2 separate regions of the Homo sapiens genome follow, and region 1 is linked to region 2. Evidence: chromatin loops called from intact Hi-C (ENCODE). Cell type or tissue: Caco-2. All regions are shown on one strand. Links, peaks and the distances in the headings refer to the core of each region. The heading gives the core; the rest is flanking DNA.

Region 1 (4,382 bases), core at 268-4,267, 63 kb after region 2:
GCGACGGCAACTTTAAACCTGGATGTGCTCATCCGAAAGATGGGGATAACCACAGTAGCATGCTATTGGGCGTCTGAGGTGGGGAAAGCGCTGTGGCCTCACAAACTCCGGCTCTAACAAAGGAGCGGCTGGATGGCCTCTGGGGCTAGGATCTACTACCAGAAGCTAGGAGGCTTCTTCCTTGACACCCAAAGTCAGTCACCGCTGAGCCCTTGGGAGACTTCCCTGCCCAGAGCACCACACAACTCACTCATCTATTCCACTGACAGCGGGGAACACTTTCCACGGGCCACTTCCTGTGGGGAGTGAAATATGACCTCTGCCCTTAAGATGAAGTTTAGGGACTCAGGAATGACAGCCGCCTGCAGATTATACACCTCCGGGCTGCCTCTGAAGCCTAAATATTCCCAGTCCTTTGTGAGGCGACTTCTTCCCTACCCTAGCAACTGGCTTAGACCACTCTCGCTTAACTGTGAAGGAAGGGTTTGTGGGACTCTGGAGCTACGTATAGCTTGATTTCTGTCCCTAAGACCACCAGGTCGGAAGCTGGGTGAGGGCAAAACCCCAGGGGCTTCAGCAAATGTGGGTGGCATGGAAGTAGGTCTCCCAGAGCGGGGAAGAGGGCAAAGGTGGAAGGGGCTTTTCCGGGCCCTCAGCGCACGTGCCTGCTCTGGCTAGGCCGCCCATCGCGTCCAGAGCACCTGCTGCGTGCGGCGACGGGAAAGGCCCCGGCCCTGAACTGGAGGTGGAGGCGGCTTGGCCACAGCTGGCTAAGACCGCGCCTACGCTGGCATCTTTTACTGGAGCTTCTTCCTCGCTCAGCCTGGAGTCTAGAGGTCCCGACATCGTCTTCTGAAGGGCCAGGAAATGCCGAGCCTCCGGGGTCGCCAGCCCCACGTGAGTTTGGGGTGCATTAAGGACTGCACCGGCAGGCCCCAGGCTCCTCTACTGGCGAGGTTAGAAGGAAATGCCTGGCCCTCCGTGCAGCGGCTGCCCTTGGGCCTCCGAGTGACGCTGAAAGACTGAGTCTGCGTACTGCGAGGGGCCAGCAGGGCGCAAGCCCGCTCTCACCGCTGAGCGTTGCGCGTTAGTTACGAGCTTATTAGTCCCCTCGGAGGGGTGTGAATCTACTGTGTTGCAGTAAGGTCCGAGTGAGCCCTTTCATGCTATTGTGCGCGTGGCTATTTAGCGCGGCGTTTGTGGGCCTGAAAGGTCCCGGGGGCCTCTCCGGTCCGCGCATTCCCGCGGCACCAGCTTCGGCTGCACCTCAATCCCCGCCCGGCCCGAAGCGCGTAGTCCCCCGAGCCACCGCACTCTCCTGCCGGTCTTCCGCACGCTGCAGCTCGGGTCGATGGCACGAACCGCTGAACCAGAGCAGCCCTCATACCTTGCTCCCCAAGGCCCTCGCCTCCTCCGCCCCTCTTCCAGCCAAAGTGAAAAAATGCATGTGGACTCTTTACCTCTACTTGGGGGCAATTGGACTAGGTTTAAAGGGCTATTGAGGCCGCGAGAGGCTGCCTCTCTCTGAATAGCTTTGTGCAATGTTTGCAGAGACATTTGCATCTGTTTGCGCTTGGGGAAACGGCCCCGAAGGCTCAGTAGCGAGAAAGCCCGAGGATTGTTTTGTGTCTCTCCCCGTCCCCGCCCTGCTCCGCGCTAGACGATTTTGTGCAGCGCTCCACGGGCTCGGAGCGGAGGCATGCAAAACCCGACCAGTTCAAAGATTGGGCGCCCTCGCTCTCGGCCCCCTTTTAAACAATTGCTGTTAACAATGCAATTTTAAGCATAAAATCGTCTAACTAGATTAAATCCACATGACATAAAAAAACAGGGGTGGGAAGGGGAGTCCTCATTGGCATAGAAGTGCGGACGCCTAACAGGATAGAAAGTGTGAAATGCATGCAGAGGTGGAAAGACCGGCAGGTGCCCCGGCCTCCCTCCGGCCGGACAGGGGCTGGACCGCTCGCCTCCCTCCAGTCCCGACACCCAGGGAGACGAAGTGGCTCCCAGGGGAACAGGCGCGCAAGGCCAGGCGCCCATCCTGGGGGACCCTAGGAGGGGTGAGGTGTACCCAAAATTAAGTCCCGGGCTCCTCTACCTCCTCCACCTGCAGGCCCCGCGATCCTGGCCCTGCTGCTGCGTCCTACCCTCCCCAAGTCCGAGGGGCGCGGGGCAAGTCTGGGGAAGACGGAACGCCCTCTCCACTCGCGAGACTGGGCAGACAGGCTCTTTCATGGAATCGGAATCAAAGTCAGGCCTTAGAAAGGCCCATTGCTATGGCAGCAGAGTTCCCTGAAAGCGACAAAGCCCAGGGCCCTCCTCCCTCCCTTCCCTTGCCCAGCCGTCCTCTCCCCTCCCCCTGCGCTGCCTGGAGCCACGCTCGGAGCGCGCTCGGACGGGTTAATCACTGTAAAAACAAAGAGATGAAAGGCTCTCCAATTGGAGAGCCCTCGGCGGCCTCCTCCCCGGCCTGGGGGAGGGGAGGAGGCCACTCCGGCGGAGCTTCTCTAGCCAGCCAAGAAGACGCTTCTGCCCTCCGCCGGGTGGAAGCCCCATCCCACTGTCCCCAGGCGATGCCGCCCACACAATCTGGCGCCTCCCGAAGGACCCGAGGAGGCTAGCGGAGGGAGACAGGCCGTCACCCAGCCAACCCCACCCACAGCCACCACCCCGCAAAACATAAGCACAAAGCCGCGGGCTTTTTCTCCGGGGCTAAAGAAAGGTTTGAGACTTGAGAAAACATTACTGGCTCTAAAAACAAACAAAACACGGCAAAAACGAAATTCATAAGCATTGAAGTAAATGTCTCTAATATAACATTGTTAACTAGTCAAGTTTAAATCCACTAGCTTCTATAGTTCTATATAAATTTAATTCCATGTGGGATCTGGAAGCATTTTATTTTTAGTATCATGTGGGGTGATGTTCAGGAAGATGTTTTAAAGGCTTAGAGTTTTCCTTGTAAACTTCACTTGGGGTTCAGGGCCATGCAGTGCAAAGCTGAAGGTCCTTGTTTATTCTGTGGCTGGTCCTTTGGGTCCGTGGCCCTTCCTCACACCTCACCCCCATCCCCATCCTCTCGGGCAGACTGGCAATGCCTTTGGTCCCCATTCCCTCAGTGCAGCCCCATTTAGTGCAGCTGAGGTGGGAAGCAGAACAGGGTTGCCTTGTCGCTCAACCTGTCACAGGCTGTGGAGCGCCTGTTGTCTCTGGCTCCTTCCTTTCACCCAGTTTCTACCCTCCGAGAAGATGCGGCACTGGGAGGGAAAGGAGGGGAAGATAGGCACATCTGCAGGGGTCCAGGGCTCCGGAGATGGGCTTCCCAGAGACTGTGCCTGAGTTTTGAGGAGATTACCACAGGGCTCTTGGAGAAATGGGGAGACTCTCCCTCTAGGGACAGCTTTCAGTAACTCACAAAGCCGAGCGGAAATTTTTTTTTCTTTTAGCTGTAAGCTCAGGACCACCCCGGTGCCCAGCATTGCCTACGCCAAGTGTCATCCATCCTCTCCCTGTCATCAAACCTCCCAGGGCAAACAGAGCTTCCCAACACACATGCACACACACACACACACCACCCAATGCCAATTCACTTCATTAAAGCTCCTGATTTAGGGTCCAGAGCCCTCAGATATTCCCATAGACATTCCCCCATCTAACAGTAAGAAAAATATTTTCCCCTTCGTGGGCCTCAATATCCCCACAATGACAGTGAGATTCCTGGAAAGCTCAGTGGGTACTGAGTGGAGGGGAGAAGTGGGCAGGAATACTCCAACCCTGACCTAGGTGATGCCAGTTGAATATCCCTGGACCTGAGGCTGCCTGTGGTGGGCACTGTCATCTGCTTCATTTCACAGTTGGGATCTGAACAGAGGGTGTGTCTAAGGTCCCCCAGGGTGAGATAGCTCTGCCATCCCCAGCCCTTGCACACAACAACTGGGCAGCTCTGACCCATTTGTCCTCTCTGTCCTGCCAGTGCCACCTTTACTGGGGTCCCCAGGCTGCTCCAGGGGAGAAGTGGGGCAAGGCCCCCAATTATAGAAGTGCCCAGGAGGGAAGTATCTCTCTCCATGAGCTTTGTTCCTAGGCTGACCCTTCTCCTGCCAATGAGGCAGTGGTTTCTTCTCTCTTCCCATTTGCCTCTCAGGGCACTGCCATCTGTCCCTGATTGCCACATCCATCCCTGCTGGGAGAGAGAACAGCGTGGGCCCCACCCCCACCCACTCAGTCTCAAAAGCCCCCATCAGGGAGGCTGCTGAGCCCACACATTTGGATCCACTTTCTGTGGTTTGTGCCCTGGGCCTTGGCAGGTCCTAAAACCCTCTCTGTGTCCTGGTCAGGTATGCAGCCAGGAGCCAAGCCATGAGAGCAACAGCTACTTCTGC
Region 2 (4,382 bases), core at 85-4,084:
GCTCCCTGGAAGTGGCAAATGATTTCCAGAGTGAATGCAGGGCTTGGAAATGCTCCAAATAAAGACGTTACCTAAAAGTTCATGGGACACCTTCACTTCCTCCTCCATCACTCCTTTTCAGTGCTGTGCCAGGTGAGGAAGTTTAGCCCAAGTCCCATCTGGGATCATAGCTGCATATCAACTTCTAGAAGCTCCCCAGCAGCTGGGCCCACTGGTTGGGAGAGAGCCCATCAATGGCCCTCAGACAACAGCCATGCCCATCTGCTGAGGTCCTCAAGAGGACAAAATGCCAAAGCAAAATGTCACATCTCTGGTCTACATGAAATAAATAAATGATTTGAACTCCTGCAAAACTAATGAGATTTTGCCACAGGATCTCTGAGATTTTGTCAGGCTCTTAAAAAATATTAATTCATAATATAATATGGTGTGGTCTAGAAACAGAGATGTATGATACCTGGCTTCTCTCCAGCCTGTTATTTTTATTTATACACTAAATCCCTGGAGATAATGTTAAAGTTTCAATTGCAGCCCATCCTTGCTGCATCTCCTATCCTCCCTTTATGGAGCACTTACTGAGTAATCGGCAGGACACTTGCACAGATACAGAGTTCCAACTCATTCTCACCAGATGTGTTAGCAAACTCATCTCGAGGCTAAGGGGAGAGAGACTGACCGGGATCAGCTGAGCTAGAGGACTTGGCCTCTGCACCTGCCACCATAGAACCAAGGATGCCTCTTACAAAGGCAAGGCTGGGGAGGGCCCTGTCCACCCACCTCCTAGTGACTCAGATGAAGACACTGAGGTCCTGAAGGGGCAAAGTCACAGCCTAGAACGCCCTCCCTCCCCAGCCCCCTGTCTAATACTCTCTCCATGAAGCCACACTGTCTCTAGCTAAGGCTCAGAGGGAGGTCATTCTTACTGTAACAGAAAGAGGGGGAGGCCACACCCACCAGAATATCATTGGACCCCATTCTCTGAGAAGTGTCATAAGCTTTCCAAAGTGTTCAACACGAAGGCTGTAGAGACCAAATTCTGGAAGGCCTCCAGCAGGTCACCTTGCCCAACCCTCTCATTTCACAAATAGGTAAACGCAGCCTAGTTATAAGAGCTGGGGAGCAGGGGCAATAGCCAAGGAGGCTCCCCCCATCATGCTTTATGTCATGACAGGAAGCTGAGTTTCATGGAAACTGAGGCATGGTCCCAACCCCATTCTCTGCACCCAAAGTGCAGTGCCATAGCTGCTCATATGGACAGACCAGGCTAGGCCTGAGACAGTGGCAGATAATGGAGGCAGGGTATAGGCAGAAGATCAGGGGACCTTACCAACTACACTGTGACCTCTCCCCCTGTAAAATAAGCAGCAAAAGCCACCTCTTTGGAATTGAGGTGGAGAGAAACTGGCTGTGTTGTTGCTTTTTCAATACACCTTGGAGACTTTTCCATATCAACGCATAAAGAGCCTGCTCATTTTTTACATACTTTATTCTCCCACACCTCTACTGATGGACACATGGGCCATTCCCAACTTTTATATTTCAAATAACATTGCAGCAAATAGCTTGTACATACATCATTTCACAGGTGTGCAGAAATACCATTTTGCTTTTCCAAGTCCTTGCTTGCTCAGGTTTTGCCTCTTTGATGGAGCCTCTCTAAGCTTCTCAGGCCAATCCAGGTCCCTCACTTCTTCCGCTCTCCTTCAGTTTATTTTCACAGATCTTTAGGCACCCACAAGAAAGGACAGAAATGGGCGGCCCAGGCTCCAACTCACACCTTTCGGTTCTGCGCGGCAGAGCTGTGCTTCCAAGTTCTCCTGCATTCCCCTCACCTCTCATCCCACTTCTCTTCCCACAGTCTTATACATACAGCCCAGTGCTGTGGGTCCTGTACCCAATGGATGATTAATAAACACTTCATGGGTGACAGATCAATGCCAAGTTGTTGTGCGGCCATATCTTATTCAACCAACAGGTGGCGTTGTTCTCCACCTCTGGACAGCTAAGGCCGCTAGCTCTGCTGGATGCCGCCTCCTGAGAGAGCAAACTCCTGAGGGTGGGATGTGGCTTCAATGATGACTTTTGTTCGTGTGATTGTCCACACAGCTTTCTACACAATCCCTCCAACAGCCCAAGGTCCTCACTGCAATTTTCTTTGGTATCACCCTCTTCCGTCCCATTCCATTGAGCAGGTGTGTGGCAGTTTGTATTGCCCTATATACGGGGAGACAGAATCGGAGACAGAATCGCCTAGTGGTTATGAACTTGGCCTCTTGAATCAAACTTATGTTCCAAACTCGATGCCACCACTCAATGGCCTCTAGCAACTGACTCCACCTGTCTGAGCTTCCATTGCCCTCAGCACAATAAGGAGTGTAACAGCACACACCTTGTGGAGTTGGTGTGAGGAGGAAATGAGACGCTGTGTGCAACATCTGCACAGCGCTAGGCACATGGTAAGTGCTCAGCAGACACTTGTTCTTGTCCATGTTATGTGGCTATGCATAGTCTGTTCAAAATTGTCTCTGCATCCTGCTCCTGTGCTCCTGAAAGCTATTTTTTTTTTTTTTTTTTTGGAGATGGAGTCTCACTCCGTCACCCAGGCTGGAGTGCAGTGGCGCGATCTCAGCTCACTGCAACTTCCACCTCCCAGGTTCAAGTGATTCTCATGCCTCAGCCTCCCAACTAGCTGAGATTACAGGCGCCCACTACGATGCCGGGCTAATTTTTGTATTTTTAGTACAGACGGGTTTTCACTATGTTGGCCAGGCTGGTCTTGAACTCCTGACCTCAGGTGATCTGCCCACCTCAGCCTCCCAAAGTGCTGGGATTCAAGGCAAGGCTTTCTTAATACCCACTGGTCCTCCACAGTTCTTCCCACACTAGAAGCTCGTTCCTGCTCCAGAGTCTGCACCTGCTAGTGCCCGGCCTGGAATGCTCTCCCTCTAGCTTACCCCATGGCTGGCTCCTTCTCATCCTTCAAGGTCTCAGCTTCAAGTCATCTCAGAGTTCTTCCCTGCCACCCCAGCTGCGGTAGGTCTCTCCTGATTTTCCCCACAATGTCACCCTGTACATTTAGCACTTGCTGCCACCTGCTGTGATCAGAAGTGTGTATTTATGTGACTGGGGTCTGTTTTCTCATGGGAATGTGAGCTCCATGACAGCAGCTCCATGAAGTTTTCTCCAGTTTCCCAGCACCTCACATGGTGACCCCGGCCCCTGGGAGGCGCATCAGTGGCTGGCGGGTGTCAGGTGAGTGCATGGCCATGTGTAAGCAGAGCTGCATCTCGTTCACTGGCTCCTTGGCATGCTCCTGTTTTCCTCCTGTCCCCAGGCCAACCACCACCTCTCTGATGGCAGGAGTGGAGTCTTTTCCCACCAGCCCTCAGCTGACCCACCACCAGTGCTCACGGGGAAGAGCCAGGACTTAGAGTGCTGGGGAGCAACTCAGAGGGCTGCTGAGGACTTAGAATGGGGCCAGAGCTCCTCACACTCCCCCACCCCAAGTATACCTCAGGGTGCTTCCTGGGAATGATGGAGGTGCGCTCACAAGTGGCTTTCCTTAAAGCCAGTTCCAGGCCTCTTGCTGCTGATGCTGTGACCCAGGTGTGCCCCGCACTCAGCCACTGCTCTGTGCCCTCTCACTCTGAGGAGGCCCTCCTCTTCCCTGGCCCTGGTGAGCATTCTGATGTGGACTGGAAACCCTGTTCATGTCTTTTCCTACATTGTGAGAAGCTGCTTGCATGGCTGTTTTTCACAATGAAAAGACATATTTACTCTGGCAAGTGCAGAGGGTTCCTCTGAGCACACACAATATGATTCAGAGACTCCCATGGGTGCATGCTTGACACAAAATCACCCTATGGAAGTCAGGTCTTCCATATTCTGTCCACCAAGTCAGAAAACATCCTCATGCCCCATGTTCACTTTGGACACACCCCACTTAGAAGCACATAGCTTCACAAATGTGGAGCAAATCACTCACACAGGCTTCATTCTCCCCTTCAGACAGATTTGACTGGAGCTTCCCAGCTTCCATATGTCATGGCAGGGCAGTCACTTTATCATTTAAAACACGTTAGATCCATGTCCACATTCAACGACAAAACATACTGAGCACCTCTTACGTGGCAAAAGTTGTTCTAGACATTGGGAACATGAGGTAATAAGCTAAACAAGGTACTGCCACCATGTGGAATTCTCAGTTTAGTAGAAGAGGCAGACAAGGAACAGGTAAACAAATATATAAACTGCTCCCAGCTGACTTGCTAGTGGAGGCAGTGTGATGCGATGGGGGTGACTGCTGGGGCCAGAAGGGTGGCTTTGGCCAGGATCAGGAGGGCTTCTGAGGCCAGACCTGGAGACTGAGAAGGAGCAATACA

What was found. Hi-C counts contacts between places; a loop is a spot of excess contacts. Peaks named below come from ENCODE experiments on the same cell type or tissue, not always from the same donor. Only the 100,000 strongest peaks of a DNase experiment are listed, where the experiment ranks them.
Region 1: a loop joins it to region 2, with 3 times the contacts of the local background. A loop is called at or near these places in 3 of 110 quality-filtered maps.

Annotation. Positions count from the first base shown.
Region 1 is chr5:135,487,070-135,491,451 of GRCh38, reverse strand. No RefSeq gene overlaps it. Among named protein-coding and RNA genes, the nearest start is that of TIFAB, 37 kb to the right of the region's middle. RefSeq lists enhancers at 97-953, 954-1,810, 1,811-2,668 and a silencer at 1,259-1,553. In Caco-2, for the core only: no CTCF peak of the experiment used is centred there; DNase peaks (open chromatin) are centred at 1,571 and 2,421; H3K4me3 peaks cover 1,061 bases.
Region 2 is chr5:135,549,624-135,554,005 of GRCh38, reverse strand. No RefSeq gene overlaps it. Among named protein-coding and RNA genes, the nearest start is that of NEUROG1, 16 kb to the right of the region's middle. In Caco-2, for the core only: CTCF peaks have their summits at 1,761 and 1,972 (motif pointing right); a DNase peak (open chromatin) is centred at 2,005.